Linked DNA regions of Homo sapiens: regions 2, 3, 4, 5 and 6 are each linked to region 1. A link is a contact called in ENCODE Hi-C or POLR2A ChIA-PET data. All regions are on one chromosome and are shown on one strand. The core of a region is the stretch at or near the end of the contact, and the rest is flanking DNA. Distances in the headings are between cores, read along the strand shown. Region 1 holds the start of ATP10D (ATPase phospholipid transporting 10D (putative)). Region 2 overlaps TEC (tec protein tyrosine kinase). Region 3 holds the start of CNGA1 (cyclic nucleotide gated channel subunit alpha 1). Region 4 holds the start of TEC (tec protein tyrosine kinase). Region 5 holds the start of SLAIN2 (SLAIN motif family member 2). Region 6 holds the start of TXK (TXK tyrosine kinase).

Evidence for each region. Hi-C counts contacts between places; a loop is a spot of excess contacts on that map. ChIA-PET counts read pairs that join two places held with the same protein, here RNA polymerase II (POLR2A). Pooled maps may share reads with other maps.
Region 2: a pooled map shows a loop between it and region 1 (2.9-fold over the local background). The contact joins the enhancer-like site here to the promoter of ATP10D in region 1. A Hi-C loop is called at or near these places in 3 of 37 single-sample maps with no recorded cell type and 2 of 50 pooled maps.
Region 3: a map of naive thymus-derived CD4-positive, alpha-beta T cell shows a loop between it and region 1 (2.6-fold over the local background). The contact joins the promoter of CNGA1 here to the promoter of ATP10D in region 1. A Hi-C loop is called at or near these places in 1 of 168 maps with a recorded cell type or tissue (naive thymus-derived CD4-positive, alpha-beta T cell) and 4 of 50 pooled maps. POLR2A ChIA-PET finds 5 or more read pairs at or near these places in 1 of 52 experiments (OCI-LY7).
Region 4: a loop to region 1 is called in a map of GM12878, with 6 times the contacts of the local background. The contact joins the promoter of TEC here to the promoter of ATP10D in region 1. A Hi-C loop is called at or near these places in 1 of 168 maps with a recorded cell type or tissue (GM12878), 3 of 37 single-sample maps with no recorded cell type and 11 of 50 pooled maps.
Region 5: a loop to region 1 is called in a map of sigmoid colon, with 4 times the contacts of the local background. The contact joins the promoter of SLAIN2 here to the promoter of ATP10D in region 1. A Hi-C loop is called at or near these places in 3 of 168 maps with a recorded cell type or tissue (CD4-positive, alpha-beta memory T cell, OCI-LY7 and sigmoid colon), 3 of 37 single-sample maps with no recorded cell type and 17 of 50 pooled maps. POLR2A ChIA-PET finds 5 or more read pairs at or near these places in 1 of 52 experiments (A673).
Region 6: a pooled map shows a loop between it and region 1 (2.8-fold over the local background). The contact joins the promoter of TXK here to the promoter of ATP10D in region 1. A Hi-C loop is called at or near these places in 7 of 50 pooled maps. POLR2A ChIA-PET finds 5 or more read pairs at or near these places in 3 of 52 experiments (HEK293, activated naive CD8-positive, alpha-beta T cell and naive thymus-derived CD8-positive, alpha-beta T cell).

Annotation. Positions count from the first base shown.
Region 1 is chr4:47,483,617-47,486,929 of GRCh38, forward strand. ATP10D (ATPase phospholipid transporting 10D (putative)) reads left to right here and starts at 1,659. Exons shown (of 23, transcript NM_020453.4): 1 at 1,659-1,903. RefSeq lists enhancers at 1,496-1,790, 1,762-1,831.
Region 2 is chr4:48,195,098-48,198,147 of GRCh38, forward strand. All of the region lies in intron 2 of TEC (tec protein tyrosine kinase), which reads right to left. Among named protein-coding and RNA genes, the nearest start is that of TXK, 62 kb to the left of the region's middle. RefSeq lists enhancers at 987-1,036, 1,057-1,106, 2,666-2,835. Within about 2 kb of position 1,759, at least 3 of the 41 ENCODE cell types and tissues checked have a DNase peak (open chromatin) inside an H3K27ac peak, as active enhancers do.
Region 3 is chr4:48,015,073-48,017,994 of GRCh38, forward strand. CNGA1 (cyclic nucleotide gated channel subunit alpha 1) reads right to left here and starts at 1,609. Exons shown (of 11, transcript NM_001379270.1): 1 at 1,411-1,609. NIPAL1 (NIPA like domain containing 1) reads left to right here and starts at 1,700. Exons shown (of 6, transcript NM_207330.3): 1 at 1,700-1,813. The coding sequence starts at 1,768. RefSeq lists an enhancer at 1,290-1,791 and silencers at 1,556-1,885, 2,176-2,335.
Region 4 is chr4:48,268,514-48,271,650 of GRCh38, forward strand. TEC (tec protein tyrosine kinase) reads right to left here and starts at 1,325. Exons shown (of 18, transcript NM_003215.3): 1 at 1,239-1,325. LOC105374445 (a long non-coding RNA gene) reads left to right here and starts at 1,459. Exons shown (of 2, transcript XR_007058111.1): 1 at 1,459-1,553. RefSeq lists silencers at 1,135-1,264, 1,325-1,394.
Region 5 is chr4:48,340,233-48,343,369 of GRCh38, forward strand. It overlaps SLAIN2 (SLAIN motif family member 2), which reads left to right and starts at 1,297. Exons shown (of 8, transcript NM_020846.2): 1 at 1,297-1,896. The coding sequence starts at 1,508. RefSeq lists enhancers at 718-837, 1,244-2,157 and silencers at 988-1,327, 1,468-1,777.
Region 6 is chr4:48,132,949-48,136,204 of GRCh38, forward strand. It overlaps TXK (TXK tyrosine kinase), which reads right to left and starts at 1,302. Exons shown (of 15, transcript NM_003328.3): 1 at 1,207-1,302. The coding sequence starts at 1,222. TEC (tec protein tyrosine kinase) reads right to left here. Exons shown (of 18, transcript NM_003215.3): 18 at 2,835-3,256. RefSeq lists a silencer at 744-1,038.

The DNA of each region.
Region 1 (3,313 bases), core at 409-2,908:
ATTTTGAGGTGTATCTTCACGTTTTTATATTTATATTAAAATAAACCAATATATAAAGAATATGTATAAGGCTAAGTTGTATTACATAATGTTTTCCATTATTCTACTACTATGCTCTTTAGACTTAAATATAATAGATTTTCTTCTAAGACAATAATTCAAATCTTAGTCAGTGATTCTCAACCCTTGTGCACATTAGAATTTCTAGAGGAGCTTGAAAAAAAGACATTGCCATAGCGCCACCCCCAGAGATTCTGGTTTAATTGGCCTGGGTGGGGCCTTGGCATCAAGCTCCCCGGTTCACTCTGATGTGTAGCTAGTTAGAACCACTGATTTAAGCAATCCAAACAGGCTACATGCCTGAATTGTCCTGGTATGTACGTTCCCAGGAAGGCCCTCTGCTGAGGTAACAACACCAGTGTTTGATTGGGAGAGCTCAGGGGGGCCCAGCTACAGTTTTAAGTCTCCTCTATAAGGTTGACTCTCAGATAGGAAATGTGTTTCATCTTAAAGGATGTTAGAGACAGTCATATGACTGCAAAAAGTGCTACTAGGGCCAGGAATTTCAGAGGCCATGTAAATGACAGTGTATTCTACTAGGCTGGGTTAATTCTGGGGATTAAGTTTGACTAAGTTCTAGAGATTTGTCCTTACCTGCAGATGGAGGCTTCCCTAATGGAGCATCATAGGAAGCCACACCCAGAACTTGTTTCTCCTCGTCTGGCAGAAGCACGTTCTCAGTGGGTGCAGAAACTTGTTTGGCTTCTCTTGGTCTGAGAGAATTTTCAAGCCGACCAACCAGCTCCCTGTGTCTGTACTGGTGAGCTCTTTACTAATAGTCAAACATTTGCATGCTCATTTAGTTTTCTTCACTCTTGTTGCACATCTGAGAAACACTTGAGAGAATGGAAGAGAGAGGCACAATATAGGAGAGCTGTGGAGAGTTTGGCCCCACTTTTTATATTTGTTTCAATGGGATAAAACAGGCAGCCAAGATTATTAGGTTTTGTTCTGAGTTATTGGTTCGGCCTTCACTAAATGGCTTTTCCTCTTTCCAAATTAGACATTTTGAGAAACCAGACAGGTTGTTGAAACTTATTTAGAAGTTTTAAAAAAAGTTGTGAATTTTAAGCAAACGGACCTTGGCAGGTGTATGGACAAAGCCACATTATCCTGAGTAAGGGAACGGAAGGGCAAGGTGTGAGGAAAACGACCAAATCAGAATTGTAATATTTTTCCTCATTTCTTTTCTAGTCATAAAAACAGTAACATTACATATTATTTATTTATTTTGTGGTAGGGTCTCACTCTGTCGCCCAGGCTGGAATGCAGTGGCGCGACATTTTTAGATTTGATCTCTTTTACCCTCCAAAAAATAATTGTCCAGTGTTCCACGTTTAGCTAAAACAGTGAATTGTTAGAATTGCAGCAAAACAATGAACCAAACCGTCAACCGCGAGCAACCTGTACTTGGGAGGTGAAAGTCAGAGGTGAGATTGTAAGGGCTCTGGGTCACTGGGGCATCTGCGCTGGGCAGAAGGGCAGCTCGGTCAAACAGCTGGAGCTGGGAGCCGGTCAGTTGCCAGGCCCTGCCGCTGCTACGTCACGGAGGGCGGGGCGGTGGGCGATTGGCGGTGCACTGCAGCTCGGGCTGCTCTGCAGCCTGGCGGAGACGGGAGGAGGAGCGGAGGGAGAAGTAGGTTGCGAGCTCAGCACAGGCTCCGGCGCTGGCTCCCGCAGCTGAGTTTGGGAGATGTCTAAGTGATTTTTTTTTTTTCCCGGAAGGCAAATGGCTGGCGTGGAAGCACAACCCGCTTTCACTCTTCGAATTTGTGCTTAGCTCTTTTCTTGTACCTTGCGACTCGTGACCAACATGCTGTGATGTGTGCCGAGGGAGGAATTGGTAAGAGTGAGACGGCGAATCCCTCTGACTGTCCCAGCCTTCTGCTTCACCGCCCACCCGCTTTTCCTTTCTGTTTCTCTCTCCTGTTTCTCCCCGCTCCACTTCCCTAGTCGTGTTTAGATTTGATGACATGGCTCAAAACTACAGTTCTGGGCTGTTACTGAACTAAAAAAAAAAAACAACAAAAGATAAAATGATTACACCATTTTCAATCATTTGTTAAAGGGGAATTTAAAAATCTATTTTAAATGCTGGATTTTGTAAAAAGGTAAACTGCACACGCGGGCGCACACGGGCACGTACATACACGCATTCTCACACACCTTTGTACACGCGGGCATACACGGGCACGCACACACACGCATTCACACACACACACACTCCTTTGTCATCCCGTTGTGAAATAAGCAGTTTAAAGAAATTTTGGTTATCTGCCTCAAAGGTGATGAAAAGGGAAGGTGTTGAAGATTTAGCCCAGCAGATTGATTCCTTAAGGTTGATTCCCTAAGGTTGATTCCTTAGGAAGAAAAAGGTGTTTGTATTGGAGCTTTCTCGGAAATAGTTTTCAAAGGAGTGCTACAAAGAAGCCCCCATGCTTCCCCCAAAACACTAACTTTAAAGAACCTAGTTGTTATTCGGGGCACCCTTTATTTTACGTTGTAAAACATGTAGTTTTAATTTACCACGTACAGCAGAGAGACATCAGTTGGTTAGGGAATGGATGGTTATTTTGGTGTCTGGGACCCTGTGCCTTTAGAAAGAATATGTTTTAACTGCTCTTATCATGCTAGCTCAGGTTTTTAAAATGTGATCTGAATAAGACCAAAGTTTCTTCTTGCGTTCTTTTCATGCTGGTTCTAAGCAGGGAGAAAAACAAGTCTGTATGGACAGAGCAAACCTCTAACTCAAAATCAACCTTGAGAGATGCATCAACAAGGACAGGGGCTCCTCATCCACCAATATTTACTTGTATCAGCCTTTAAATCATGTAGGTCACATTTCTGTGAAGAATAGCATCATCGAAAACCCTTGCTGACTTGTGAAGAGCAAAAATCATTGCAACGGAGTAGTTTGTTCAGTGCCCGCAGCAAGAACCTCCCACTCCGATCCACCTCAAAAAGTAATAACTGCTTCTTCTGGACTGTTTTCTATTCTCACTACAAATACGTATCATATACCTACATTGAGATAGTTTATTTTTATTAAAATGAGGTCATTTTATACATTTGGAAAAATAACTTAGCAACATTTTAAAGTTTTAGGGAGTTTAAAAATAACATTTAATTTTCATGCTAATTTAACATTCATTAAATTGCATGAAAAAGAGGGAAAATCTAAGCACTCTAAACTAGGATGTGGGGAGTGTTTGACCCTGGCTTAGCAAAACCTGAATACTTTTCATACTTAGTG
Region 2 (3,050 bases), core at 509-3,008, 710 kb after region 1:
TGAATACTGAACCATCTGTAGAAGAAATGATGTGGTTTCTGCAAGACAATGGGAGTAGAAGGGATTTGTTATAGATAATGAGGTGGGAGGAAGTGTGACTAGGGTTACTTGGTTGGGTAATGGGTACACGGGGTTCACTGTACTATTCTGTCTACTGTTCAGTAAGTTGTAAATATTCTATGATAAAAGGTTAAAAAACACTTCTCAAATATTTTTTAAAGCCTGATCAAAGTTGTAACTGAATCTACTTACAAACTTTTTTTTTGAGAATAGAAAAAGAGCCCATCATAAACCAGTAAAAGCAGAGATGGCACATTTCTTAATTGCTACTAATAAAGCTTTTGCTGTCCTTTGTGGTAAAGTGCACACTGGGCTCAGAACAGGAAGCAAGCCTTAGAAACAACAACAATCCCGATGTTTATACAACTGCTCGTACAGGTCGTGTGTGCACAGCTCCTTGCATTCATCAATCTTAAAGTGCTCCATAATTAATTACAGAACCAGTGACTCTGCCAAAGTAATGAGTCATTTAGCATCTGCAATTTACTGTTGGGTAAATGGGGCACTGAGTTAAACAAATTGATCAAGGGCAAATGAGTAAGATACAGAAATCTAGGCTGCAATGTTGTACTCTTTGCTGGCTATCACAGCTAGGAGCCATAATTAAACTATTTGTTCCCTCTTAGTTTGCTCTTGCTAATGCAACTAACTCTCAATTGCTCTAGTGAAACTAACTCTCATTCATCCCTGTTGCAGAATATCTGGCCATTCTGAGAGATGCCCCCACAGTGCAAAATACAGAATCCCCACTGTCCAATAGCCACGCCACTCACTGAGTGCCCACCAGCACCTGCAACAGAAGCTTTATCTGTCTGCTTTTCTCTTCCTTACCCCCGCCTCACCTCCCTTCTGGTGGTACAGAGATACCACATTATAGCACCTATGCAGCAACCAGTCTTGGAAGGTGTGATGGTTAACTTTAGGTATCAACTTGACTGGAAGAAGGACTGCCTAGAGAGCTGGTAAAGCTTTCCTTCTGATTGTGTCTGTGATGGTGTTTCCAGAGGAGACTGGCATGCAAGTTAGTAGACTGAGTGGGGAAGATCCCTACTCAGTGTGGGCAGGCATTCTGGTTTACACGTCTTAGATCTCCCTGGGCTAAGAACCAGCAGGCCTCTATAATAGAGCTTACTGCTTAAAAGCAAAAAGTCTGAAGCCCAACTGTCTGAGTTTGAATCTCAGCTCTGCTACTTACTCACTGTATCTCCTTGAACAAGTTACTTAACCTCTCTGTGCCTACACTTCATTAGCTATTAAATGGGATGAATAATAGCACCAGAACTTCATATGATTGCAGTAAGAATTCGAAGAGTCAATTCATGTAAAGCTTTTGGAAGAACGCTGACAAACAGTTTAAGTGCTTGATCAATTTAGCTACTAATATTATTTTTGAAAAGCATACTAGCCCTTAGGAAACCTAAAAGCGAGAGCCACTAGTTTTGATTAAGAAACGATCCTCACACCTACCTTCTAGACTCCAAGAAAGATCTTCTGAGAGTTGATGCTGAATTTGACTATGTCTTATAAAAGCCATGAATGAGATGTTTCCTCAGGTCATGACAAATATCGGTTTTCTAAAATTACAGGAGGCCGTAATAGAAACGACCAGTGTCTACCAACATCCACTCTTTTCAAACAGAAAAAGAAATTAACCTTTCCTCATGGGTCTTACAATTCTGTTTTTAAAATGACGGTTGATGCTTCATGTGACTCCACTATTTTTACCCTTCGAGGCTGTTATTTTAGTTCTATCTTACAGTATGAAACCAATACTGAGCCAGCCAGTGACTAGATTAGCACTTCCTTTTTACGTTAGGAACAATTGATCTCTGGTAACTCACAGCATTTAACACACGATAGCAGGGAGCATCTTTGGTCAAAAATTCCTCTTCAAAGCACAAGAGTAATGTTACAAAGACATATTTTGCCGGTTTGTCAGGCTGTCTTGACGGCTAAGTCATATTCCGGTGAATATAAAGATTAATATATGTTTGATCCTTCTATAAACACACAATTTGGTAGCCCAAAAAATATCACAAAGCTATCCAGAGGCAGTGCAGTACAATGGTTCAGAGCTCTGGGAATCAGGCTGCATGGGCTGGGGTCCCAGCTCTGCCACATGCTCACTCTGCAACCTTGGGCAAAGTACTCAACCTCTCTGTTCTTTAGTTTCATCATCTGTAAAATGGGAATAGTAACTGTATCTGCCTCAAACAGTTCACAGGATTAAAGTTAATACTTAAAAAGCATATAAGACCATGTTTGGCACATGGTAAGCACCCAAAAATATGCTACTTCGGCATATGGATTGAGTTAAAGGCACTTAAAAAAAACAGCACATGCAAGAAGGGCACTGTGACCTTCCTTGTTCTTCTTGAAAGCATGAGATTAACTCCCATGAAAAAGGTGCCCTCCTTATACCAGGAGGACGAAAGACATTCATTCTTATCACCAGAGATGGGGAGCTGAGGCTGAGGGAAAGCTGTACAAACCTTGTTATACTAGTCCTTATCTTGCTACTTTTCCACAATTAACTGTCCTAGTCCTGAAGTGAATTCTTATACTTTCATGTTGCCTCAGCATCCATTTTGAATAGATTCAACTTTTTCATACCCAAAGCAGGGCTCAGTCACCCTTGATAGTTCTAGTTCCACACCACACCCAAATGGCTCAGGCCAGCAGCCAGAGATAAGAATTTAAAGGCATCTCTCCTATCTAGCAGACAGGGTTCCCCACTTTATCGAAGCTTCCCTTAAAAGCACCATTTAGGCCTTTGCCCAGGAACTCAAAGTGACCCCACACCCTACCCCTTATATATACTGCCAATTCCCACATGCATTTTCTCTCTCTGCCTGACTCCATTCCTGCCTCATGCAACCCGGAGATGGAGGACTGCCCTCCCAGCCCATTCCGCCCTTCCTGTCCAAGATCTGTAAGTAAAAATCTCTGAACTCATTTCCTACCTGGTGATGTATTGAGTTTCCACTTTT
Region 3 (2,922 bases), core at 359-2,858, 530 kb after region 1:
GAGGCTGAGGCAGGAGAATGGCGTGAACCCAGGAGGCGGAGCTTGCAGTGAGCCGAGATCGCGCCACTGCACTCCAGCCTGGGCGACAGAGCGAGACTCCGTCTCAAAAAAAACCAAACCAAGCCAAACAAACAAACAAGCAAACAAAAAGAAGTCTAAGTTTTAAGGCTTGTTATGGAAAATTGGCATAAATCTCCCTCGCTTTCAACTTTCACCTATTCCACTCTCCGTGGTGTTCCTTCTCTGCAAAGTCATCCATATGTATTATAAAAGTGGGTGCCTTGGACTGGTATGTTGACTAATTTGTTCTTAGCTCTTCTCTCATCCGCCTAAGAACAAGAAAAACAAGATTGAGGCCTCTGCTATGAAACTCTTAGGTAATAAAATTAATAGCACTGTTCATGCCTACTTAGAACAAAGGCTACCTGAGTACATGAGAATATTTTCCTCAGTGTTAAAATGCCAGAGCACAAAGGCACCCCAGTTCTCCCTGGTGAGGGTTTGAGCCCGAATTGTTCACTACCCCACCCCTCACCTTTTTTTTTCTTGAGACAGGGTCTCACTCTGTTGCCTGGACTAGAGTGCAGTGGTTCGATCATGTCTCACTGTAGCCTCCACCTCCTGGGCTCAAGTCATCCGTCCTCCCACCTCAGCCTCCTGAGTAGCTGAGACTACAGGAGTACACCACCACATCTGGCTAATTTTTGTAGAGACAGGGTTTCACCATGATGCCCAGGCTAGTCTCGAACTTGTGGACTCAAGAGAGCCACTCGCCTCAACCTCCCAAAGTGCTGTGATTACAGGGGTGAGCCACCCGCCAGCCCTGCCCACTCCTTGTTTTGTAAATACCTGCTATCAGGTCTTCCAACCTTGGTTTGGTTACTTAACCTCACTCTTTGCCTCTAATCCCTCATCTGTAAACTGAGCGTTAATAGACTGCTGTGAGATTTAATTAATACATAATGTGCCTGCATATGTATGGTATAACAAGGATATCATAAACATTAGTTATTAATAATTCGTGGAAATAAGTCTTTCCAGTTTTGGCATTGCTTTTCCCTTAAAGGTTTATTTCAAATACCCCTATGACCCAGAAAATGGGGCAGGGTAGGGGGAGTTGCCTGCTGGAGACAGAACGGAGAGTGGATGGATATAGCGGGCGTGGACGGACAGCGACAGAAGCTGATAACAGCACAGAAGGGCAAAGTCTGCTCAGCAGCCCCCAAAATAAACTTGAGCCTGGCAATCGGCGCAGAACCCCAGCAGTCAGCAGCTTCGGTGCAAAGCAACTAACACCTGAAGGCTTCCAAAAGCAGCAGGGCTCTCTCTAGCGGGGGAGCCTTTTCGACCAGAGAGGAGCCAGAAGGGGGCCTCAGTGCAGCCTCCACTCCACTCAATTCCCGGAGTTACCTTGGCGGGCTCCACGCTCCGAGAGACGCTGTTGCTCTATGAGGCGTGTCTGTGTTTCTCTAGTTCGCGGCTCCAGCAGTCGCGCCAAGGGGCAGCTGCTACTCCTGCCAGATACACCAGTTATCACAGGCCGCTCCCAGGCCTGCGGGGGCCCTGAGAATTCGCAACAAGCCCCGGGCAGCAGGGCTCGGCTGGCGCTGAGGCCCCGCCTGGCCATGCCCATTGGCGGAGGCTGCCCCGGGGGCGGGGTCAGGGCGCCCCATTCCCAGACCCCGCAGCCCCGCCCGCCGCGGGTGCGTGTGGAGAGGCCCAGGTGAGGAGCAAGCGCCCGCGTTCCGGAAGCCCGCTCCCGGGGCCATGGGGGCACAGGTGAGGCTGCCGCCCGGAGAGCCCTGCCGAGAAGGTTTGTGTCTGCCCTGAGCCGAGGGACCTGGCAGCTGGGTGGCGAAGAGACCGGGTGGGCGGTCCCCGGACACTTGCGGAGACTGGAAAGGGGGGCTGTACCGACTCTAAACGTAGTCGTTCACTCATTCATTCATTCAGTCAGTCGGCCGTCCAGCCAGGCGTTCAACACTTATTTATGGGTGCCTAGGCGATTCGGGCTGTGCTGGAAAACCTGAGTGGAATAAGGCAGGTGGGACTCCCACTCGATTCGCGAGGCCGACCAGTGTAAATTACCGCGTGCTGCGTGTGGGACGGGGAAACTCAGGATGCTATGGGAAGAATCCCGAGTCCCTCTGAGAAGGACGTTTCCTCTGACTCAGGCTCCCTTCCAGAGTCTGCGGCCGACGTCACCCGGTGGGCAGAGGGCGTGTCTGCCTGGGGGGCCCGTGGGAGTTCTGCGCTGCGCCCTGCGCTGGCTCCCGGGGATCGAGCACCGCGAGAGGTTGGGCGCCCGGGGCCGCGGGGGTGGGCGTTGGGCAAGTCTGGGCCGCCCACGTCTCTCCTCTTCCTTGGAAATGAAAAGGTCTCCAAACCCATGAGCCTGTCTGACTCGCTGTGCAGTCACTCTGGCTGCTTAAGGCGAGAGCCGTACTGGAGAGGAAACCTGGAACCGGGAGCACTCGTTTGCAGGCTCTTCTTACTGCTTCTCACCTGAGCCCCGTGAAATCTCTGGGCGAGGCTCCTTGCCCTTCGCCAAGTGTTCGCAACACTGGCGGGTTTTCTGCAGTCTCCATACAGAAGGCCCCGATAAAAGTAGGGAAGGGGGTAGGGGGAGCGACTGGAAGGATGTAGATACATTGAAATGATGGTTTTCGCCGTACCAAGGGGAAAGCAGCTTTTTAATTTACCTGATAATGCAGTAAAGGGGAAGGGAGGCAGTGAAAGGCATGGTAAGAACTACTATATATATACACATATATATATAGTTCCCTTACACATATATATATATATATATGTATATACATATACACCTTTGCAAAGGTGCTCGCAACTTCCCTAGTTTCCTCTCCTCTTGACTCTTCCAGCTTATTCCTTTTTAACAAGTGAGCTCGTCCAAACCATGCTAGC
Region 4 (3,137 bases), core at 75-2,574, 780 kb after region 1:
CATAATGTGAAAGTTACCCATACTTCTATTTTCCCCTTAGAAATAAATCTTAATATCCCTTACTCCAGGTGATTATTGCAGAGTAAGCAGCTACCAGTGTCACGACCTAAACTGTTAAATCCCAAACTTTATTTGGGAGATCCGCTGGTTTGTTTCTTCCCAGCTCTTTAGCAGAGAATAATCTAGAAGTGAGTAAATTCTCAGAATTTCCCAAGAGGAAAATGAGCATTCACTGGAAAAATACAAGGAATACGCGCAAAACTTATAACTATTTTGGATAATCTTCAAACCCACTTAGCCACCAGCCATCCTGTTGTTCCAAGTTAACATTAAGATCAATCTTTCGAATCAAATATTCCAGTTTCCAAAGAATAGCAATGGATGAGATTGTTTCCAAACCTGGTACACACCACCATGTTACACGTCCACGGGAAAAATAAAATAAAATAAAATCCACAAGAAATTTAGGATTAAAGAAAATTAGGAAAGTGTACACTCCCAGGTCAAGGCCCTAGTTTTTCCAAGAAGTACATACATTGGCCGGGCACCTGTTTTCAATATTCAAACACAACTTCCCGGGGCGAGGTGGGCGGGGTATTGGGGGGGTGGGGAAGAGAACGTGAACTTCACTGGGTGAGTCACGTGCAACTGCGGAACATCTTGGCCGATACTGCCAAATTTTTTTTTTAATACTTTAAGTTCTAGGATACATGTGCACAACGTGCAGGTTTGTTACATATGTATACATGTGCCATGTTGGTGTGCTGCACCCATTAACTTGTCATTTACATTAGGTATATCTATCTCGACACTGCCAAATTTCAATCAAGATCGCGCCGCCGCCCAACCCGAAAGGAGGCATCAGCCCTGCTCGCCGCTGGGACGTGACCCCAACGCTGAACTTGCCGCAGGGCGGCCTCAGGCCTGGAACTTCAAGAAAAAGGGGCGGGTGTTCCTTAGGAGAGGTCAGTGCGGGAGTTGGAGAAGTGGAGAATCTACTGCCGGCAGGAAGGCGAGGCTGCGCCACTGCGCGCACCTGTCCCTCCTTCCCGGACCGAAGAGGGGACCCAGAGACGGCGCACCCGCGCTCACTGCGGCACGGAGGGGAGAAAATCCTTCCCCGTTCCTCGAGGGGCGTGTGGAAGCCGCCTCTTGCCGCGCTCATCCCCCTCCCCACCCGTCCTCGCCCGGAGTATCGCACTCCCGGGGCCGCCCCAGCCCGCCCGCGGCGCCCTTACCTGGCTGAAGCGCGGCTGCTGGGCGGACCTGGGGAGACTGCGAGGTGCAGTCTGCGCCGCGGAGTCCGGAGCCTAGCGCCCCAGAGTCCAGAGCAAAGCGCCCCGCCCCGCCCTCTGATCTCCCCGTCCCGCCCCCAATCACCCCGCCCCGCCCCGATTGCTGGCCCCGTGGACGCCCTACCCCGCCTCTGATCCTGCAGGCCCGCCCAGTCCTCGATCGCCCCGCCCCGGTCGCTTGGGCCCTGGGTGGCAGGTTTGCGCAGCCCTGCGGCGATTTCAAGGCAAGTGACCGGAATGGGTCGGAAGCGCGTCCCGGTGAGTTTCAGGGAGCGTCCCTTAGGTTTCCGGGGGCGGCGTTGAACCTCCCTAGCCCCAGTCTTCCCATCCCAGGAGACCCGCCCCTAGTGGCTCGAACGCCCCTAGCCAGGAGAGCCCCGAGTAGTGCCACTTGTGGAAGACTACGTGCCTGTCGGAATTAGGAACCGCACCTCCCCTTCCGCTAAGCGGTGGGAGGCCAGGCGGGTGACGCGGAGCAGTGGAGCCATGCAGCCTGTTTTACCAAAAGAGTAAGTGGTTTTCCTGTGAAACCCGAGGGAGCAGTGCATATCTGATACACTTAGAGGGTCACGTGCACTATTAATGTGTTAACATTAAACTCACTGAAGAGTAGAAAACACATGTAAGACTTAACTGTGTGCCAGGCACTGTTCTAGGTACTTCACATGTACTAAAAGTTCTCTGAAGCGTATATTATCAGAATCCCCCTTTTCACATACGGTGCAAGTGAGGCAGAGAGAAGCTAAATAACTTGCCTAATGTCACCCAACTAGTAAATTGAGAAGCTGGGTTGAGAAGCTGGGCTTCAAATCCAGGTCTTCCTCCTCTGGAGTCTCCACTGTTATTCACGGCTATCCTGAATCAGCAAAATCTGTGTGCATCCTATACCAGGAACTGTTCCCATGCCTGGGGAAGATGAGGCAAGGACTCTGCCATTAGGAAACTTTTATTCTACTGTAGGAGAAAGACAATAAGTGATTGTCGACTAAAATTTAAAAATCAAGCTGTTAAAGAATGAAAGTTAGTTTTATTCAGAAGTCTTACTGAGGACTAGAGATGGAGGCCTACAGCCCTGGAGGAGTCTTTTAGAGAGATTCAAGCAGATCCCTCCAACACAGAACTTCCCTTCTCAATTTAGAAACAGTTGGTGAAGATTCAGTATGTGTAAAAGCACATCACAGTTTGGGCTTAAGAGTACATCTGTTTATAGATTACAGAAGCATAATCACTAACCTCATCAGACTTTATCTTAGGTGCAGTAAAAGGCAAGGGCTCAGGCAAGAGACGTGGGGGATCCTGTGTTCTATCTCGTTTTGTCTTCAAAGCATCTTTCCGCCAGCTGCAGGTGGTCACAGAGTCAGGGGCTGTGTGAAATTATGCTGACAAGCAGAAATGAGCAAGCATGGCTTCTTAACGTTTGTTACTTGTCTCACATGATCAACAGGCAAGCAAAAAATTAAACCACTTCGTAAGTGAGGTGTCTTGACTAAAATAAAGCAGGGTGATGGAATTGAGAGTGAAAGGGAGAGGGAGGCTACTTTAGATATGATGTTACTGGAGGCTTCTCTGGGGTAACAGTGGAGCTGAGACCTGAATGATAGGACAGACGGCCAACCCAAGGCTGAAGCTAAGGGAATGGCAAGTGCTTTGATACTTATCACACCTCATGCTTGCTTGGGACTTAAAAGTAGTGCCTTCCTATATCATTTCTCCTTTGATCACTGTAATAACCCTGAGAAGTCTAACAAGATTCCATTTAATACAGTGGTCCCCAACCTTTTTGGCACCAGGGACTGGTTTTATGGAAGATAATTTTTCCATGGACAGGTGTCAGGAAGAGAT
Region 5 (3,137 bases), core at 47-2,546, 860 kb after region 1:
GAACTATTGATCACGTAGTGCTAGAATATGCAGAATAATTAGATCTTTGTGGAATTGTTGGGAAGAGGTTTCCTGAATGAGAGAGTATGGGATTTAAGAAAAGAATCAGATATGGCAGGCGGAGAATATGGCACTAGAAAAGCTAAAGGGTAGAAGCAAGTCAGTCATGGCATGAGTCCACACTCAGGTGTAACAGGACTGGATCATTGTTATTAAACTAAGGGTGGAGGCGGCAACTGAAGAAAAGCTGCAAACACAAGCCAAAGCCGTTCACAATTGACCTCTGAAGACCAACGACTGTGATAATGTGATCAAAACAAAGCATTTAAGTTTTGTTTAGGTTTCCTGCCGCATTCTAAAGGCAGACTTCACATTCTTACAATTTTCTTCATTCTTCAGTATCTGTCAGCGTGTTTAACTACTTTTAACATACAACTTTTAAAAAAGTCAAGACACACTACGAGGAACTTTTTCCGAAGGAAGTGATCCAAAGAACAGAGTGTGAGTCAATAAACGGAGAAAGGGAGTAGAGAAGCGGTTTACTATCCCCCGCTTCCGCCCCAGTGTGCTGTAAACTTTAAGTCGGGAAAACTATGTTTTAACCGATGAGATAATGCCTTTAAAAGTGCTTAGCACACTGTCTGGCCAGTAGGAAGCACTCAAGAAATTATGATTATTTTGACCTTAGACCTCTCTTAACTGTCTGAAACTGGGGTTTCTTATTTTCAGGGGAAGAAACAGGACACAGGCAGTCTAGAGGCTCCTGCCAGCCGAGACAATCTCCAATTAAAAGTCGGCATCGATTAAATATTTGCTGAACAAAGTAAACTGTCTCTCCACCGCCGGGCTGAGCGCCCACTCGAGATCCGGCCCGGAACAAGGGCGAGACTGGCCCGCGGGTCCCACACTCCCTGTAAGGGGTGGAGAACACGCCCACACGCCCAGACCAACAGGCGAGGCTGTTCGAGGACCTTGTTAGCCACCTCAGCCCCGCCCGCCGCGAGCCTTCTGCTGGCCTCCCGTTCTGCAGGGACCCTCCCTAGCCAGCCCGGCCGCGTCCCACATCCGCCGACACGCCCCTTCCGGCCTAATCCCCGCCCCTCAAGCACCGGCCCCGCCCCATAGGCCCCGTCCGTGGCCCCGCCCCGCCGCGAGCTGGCGCCGGGTCCTCTCAGCGCCCGCCGGCGGCCGCGTCCACCCCCGACGCTCTGAGGTCACCGACTGGGCCGGCCCGCGGGGGGCGGAGGGACGGAGGGAAGATGGCGGCAGGGGCCGGATATTGGCGCCGCCTCCCCCAATCCCGGAGCCGGCGCAGATGAGGCAGTTCGGCTGGGGCCAGCGGCGCTTTGGAACCCGAGGTGGGGGGACCCTGGCGGTGGGGCCTGGTCCTGCTATATGCCGGCGCCTCGGCTAGAGTGAGCGGCGGCGACGCCTCTTTCCTCCGTCTCTTTCCCTGTCGCTGCGAGAGCGAGCGGGCGGCGGAGGCGGCGGCGGCGGCGGGGCCGGGATGGAGGACGTTAACTCCAACGTGAACGCGGACCAGGAGGTGCGGAAGCTGCAGGAGCTGGTGAAGAAGCTGGAGAAGCAGAACGAACAGCTGAGGAGCCGCTCGGGGGCCGTGCAGGGCGCCGGCTCCCTTGGGCCCGGCAGCCCGGTTCGGGCCGGCGCGTCCATTCCCTCCTCCGGCGCGGCGTCTCCTCGGGGCTTCCCCTTGGGCCTCAGCGCCAAGTCGGGCGGCGGGCCCGGGTCGGGCCCGAGGCGGACGAGTAGCGAAGAGCTGCGGGACGCCACCTCCTTGCTAGCGGCGGGCGAGGGCGGCTTGCTGGACGAGGTGGAGCCGCTGCGGCCCGACGAGCTGGAGCGCCTGTCAGGCTGGGAGGAGGAGGAGGAGAGCTGGTGAGCGCGAGGCGCCGGGCAGGAGCTGGGCGGGGACGGGCCCGGGGGCGGAGAGCGTCCTCTGAGGGTCCCTCTGGTCGGGCGCCTCGCTTTGTGTAGCCGGGTCCGCTCTCCTGTGGCGACTTGTGGTTTTCTTGCTTTGGCAGAGGGAACGTCAGCTGGAGTTGGGGGTTCGAGGCGTGCGCAAGTAACAGGGTTGTAGCTCGTTGTCCTTTGGATTGTGGACCTTCTGAGTGCTGGACCCTATTGGGGTCTGTGGGTTGGGGCAGCTTGAGAAGGGCTGTTCGCCTGGGGAGGAGTCGGAGGTGGGAAACTGCTTTGTAGGCAGGGATCCTGCTTTGTGTAAGATACTGGCTTTCGGATGGTGGCCCTGGGCATTCTGGATGTAGGAGAGGGGTCTGCTTGATGAGGTATCACCAGGTGTGGGGGTCAGGGGCAGACCAGAGTCGTCTACGTCTATGCAGCGGTTGGTGTTTGGGACCCATTTCTGGCGGGGATGGGGAGACCGTATGAATCAGCACTCCCCTTTGGGTAGTGGGGTAAACCTTGCTTTGTGTGAAGAGAGGGCAGAGGATGGTGCTGCTTTTTTTTTTTTTTTTTTTTTTTTGTTACTCTGTGTGAAGAGTCAAGGGTGGAACGAGCCCTGGCTCTTATTTTCTAAAACAAGAATTGAGTCTGGCGTTTTGCAGAGCTCTGAATTGACAGTTATCACATCCATCTTTCATTTCCACGTCCTTCTAGGGGCAGAGAAAAAGAGTCCTATTTAAAAATTTAAACCAAAGCTATATTGTCATAAGCCACTTCTTGATGAAATTGTGGCCCCCCCACCTTAATATCACTTTCATAAATAGGACATGGGAGGCTTTTCCTCTCGTTTTATTATAAAGATGTGTGTGGGCAATTATTTGTCTTAATTCATTTTTCTTAAAGTTTTAACTTTTAGCTAAAATGTCTCTGCTCTATTGAAATTAAAACTTCTAACAGTGAAATCGAAATCATTCATAGACTCTGGTATTGCAGGGCTGGAACTTTGCAGTGTTCTGAGGTAGTTAAGAGCTTTCCTGGGTTCGCCCCTGGTTTTGCCACTTACTAGCAGTATGACCTTGAGCAAGTTACTCTGAGGCTCACTTTCTTCTTGTATTTGATGGAGAAAATAATAGCACTTACCTCTATAGAGTTATGAAAATTTAGTAAGATAATTATGTATGCATTTAGCGCTGGATCTGGCACATAGTAAACTG
Region 6 (3,256 bases), core at 52-2,551, 650 kb after region 1:
AAAAAAAAAAAGTCTCATACTTAAATCCTGCGTCTGACAACCATATGAGTTTCTGGCAAGATTTAAACTTTCAAAGGCACAATTTTCTTATTGGCTAGATAAGAATAACAATTTTCACCTTGCCAGTTTGTAGTGAAGATTTCAGATAATGAATATAAAGGAACTGGTATAGACCATGGCCCATAGTAGGTGCTCAATAAATACCTTTATAAAGAAACAAACACATTGCAATTCTGATATGACGGCTGCCTTCTTATTTAGAAGACTATTCTGCTTGGTTTTTTTTTTTATTCTAATTTCTTTGGATTTATAAGCATCCCCCACAGCTCTTTCAAACCAAGGATCTTCACAGATAACAGTGTCTAGGGAATCTTTCTCTGTTCTCCTAAAACAAGCACTTATTTTTAATGATGGTCTTATATTCTATAAAAATATTAAAATAACATCTTCATATGTAGTATTATATATGAGGGAAAGAGACATTTGAGCCAGTGTTCACACTTGACCATGTTCACACTTTTAACCAGGTAGAGACTCGTGACTTTGACTCTTATTTTGGCCTTTACTCAGGCTCTGACTGCAGATAAGAATCAGTTTTGCCTAAATTTCAATTGCTTGGGAAAGGTCCTCGATAACGGAAGTCTACATAGAATTGTGAATAAATACCCCTGTGAAAATAAAGGTTAAGTCTATATGTTTACTTGATAAAGCAGATAATTTCAGAGTATAAACACAGTTGTGTTTTGACTTCTCTTCCTTTTGCCTTAAATATAGATATTTATTTGTGTGTGTGTGTATGTGTGTGTATTTATATATATATAAAGTTGCCCACTGTGATCCACCACTGCTGGAGCAAATCCAGAACTAGAACTTGGTCTCCTGGCCTTCAGCCCAGAGCTCATTACAGTCTCATTCTAAAAACAAGTACTTCATACTGATTGCATTTCTACACACACATATGCAGATTTCTGGACACTCTTTCTGTTTTTCTTTCATTTATGTTCTCAATGCTGAACCTTTATTAGAATTACATCATCACTGTGGTTCTTTAAATAAGAAACAAAACTCTGTCACAACATCTGAGGAAATTATCTTTTAATGTCCCCAAGCTCTATGCCTTGGAAAAAAAAAACTTCCTCTGCTGTTCAAGAATAACAGGCCCCAGAACAAGCCCCAAAAATAAATGACAAAGCCCATCTTACTCACAGGAGGAAAGGATCATGGTAGCCCCTTCTGCGGGGAGCACACAACAGTCTTCAGTTCTTCTGCGGTGCTCTACTCACAAAAACACATCTTTCAACTGAAATCATAGTTCGCTCAAGATGTTTCTCACGGGCAGAGTTAACCCCACCTATTTTCCTGTTCTGAAAACCTCAGAAGAGTATAAATGACAACCAATGGCATATATAAGAAAGCTCAGTAATCTCCATCCCAATCTCTGAGGGTATCTGCTATTAGTCTCTCATCCCCAAAGGTGTGGGTGACTCGCAAACATCATTTTCAAGAAATCACAAAATTTTGGTAAAAGGCACCTTTAAAATTATCAAATCAAACTGCCCTCTCTGGACTGGGAAGGAAATGAAGGCACAGACAGAATAAGGGACTTGCCCAAGGCCACACCGTGAGTGGCAGAAACAATTAGATTCTAGGCTCTGGAATATTGAGTTTAGAATGTTCCATCCTCCCACTCAGCAGACACTTTATTTGGGGGAAGTCAATCTAGTAATAACCCTAAAATGTGATTGGGGGATGGCTGAGAAATATAAAAACACCAACAATACAAAACACACTTGGGAGTTTCACTTCATCCCACTGGAAAGCATAACCATGTGTCAACTAATTAACAGAGCAACTTTAATGAAGACACAGCATATTCTAATCGCCCTTCCAATTTCCTGGTTTAGATTAAGGTCTCCTTAGCATTCTGGGTGATGACTGTTATTTTTACTTCACCTTTTGCCTTTGTTATGCTTTCGTATAAAACTTTTTTTCTAAGTCTTAGTGAAAAATATTTAAAGATTTTTGAAGGAAATGTTGACAAATGTTGCCAGGTGCTATCTATCTTGTTTTCCCATAAAAAGCATACACTGACCATTAGGACAGGGACTCTATCTTCTCCTCACTCTCTTTCATACCACCTAGTACTTCCCGTAGCTCCTCAAGGTGAAAAGGGAAGTATGGGATGGGAGGAGGGAAGGTCAGGAAGGAAGGAGAAAAGGCTGACAGTGATAGTAAGGTAGAGTGTGCCAGGACCGACTCCTTCAATGAGCTACAAGTCAGTTAAAAGTTGTGCATGGTTAGCAACCAAAATGCCCATCAATGATAGGCTGGATAAAGAAAATGTGGTACATATACACCGTGGAATATTATGCAGCTATACAGAATGAAATCATGTCCTTTGCAGGGACATGGATGGAACTGGAAGCCGTTATCCTTAGCAAAGTAATGCAGGAACAGAAAACCAAACACCACATGTTCTCACTTATAAGTGGGAACTGAACCATGAAACACATGGACACAGGGAGGGGAACAACACATACTGGGGCCTGTTGGGGAGGGCAGATGAGGGGAGAGCATCAGGAAAAATAGCTAATGCATGCCAGGCTAATATCAGGAAATATATATATCAGGCTAATATCAGGAAAAATAGCTAATGCATACCTAGGTGATGAGTTTTTGATAGGTGCAGCAAACCACCATGGCACACGTTCACCTATGTAACAAAACTGCACATCCTGCACATGTACCCTGGAATGTAAAAAAAAAGTTGTGCCTGTTTTTGTGATGGGGGTACAGTTAAACAGGTAGACAAGAAGGAATGTGGCAGATTGTGATAAGGCTCGGGATAAGCAGTTTACTTTCTTCCATTATGAGGGGCACAGGAAAAGAATAAACACAGCCTTCAGTGGATGGACTGCCTGGTGCACAGACTCTAGACTGACCAGGATGAAATGAAATGGTTCTCCAGGGTCAGAGTGAAGGCGCTGCCCAGAGCAGCCAGCCTGTGTGTTCACCCAATGCTCCAGAGCAGACCATCGTGGCCTGCAGAGGAGACGCAACTCCTGAAGGGAAGGCGCTGTGTCTTCCTCGGCTAGTTACCCCACCAACAGCAAGAATAACGTGTTGGGCAATAAACGGTCTCTGGATGACTGATACAGTTTCTTTTCGCTGGCGCTCACGTGACCGAGATAGTTTCTTTTCCTTGGCGCTCACAAGGCAAAAAGGAAGGCCCTAATTCCGTTGATGTCTTAGTAGA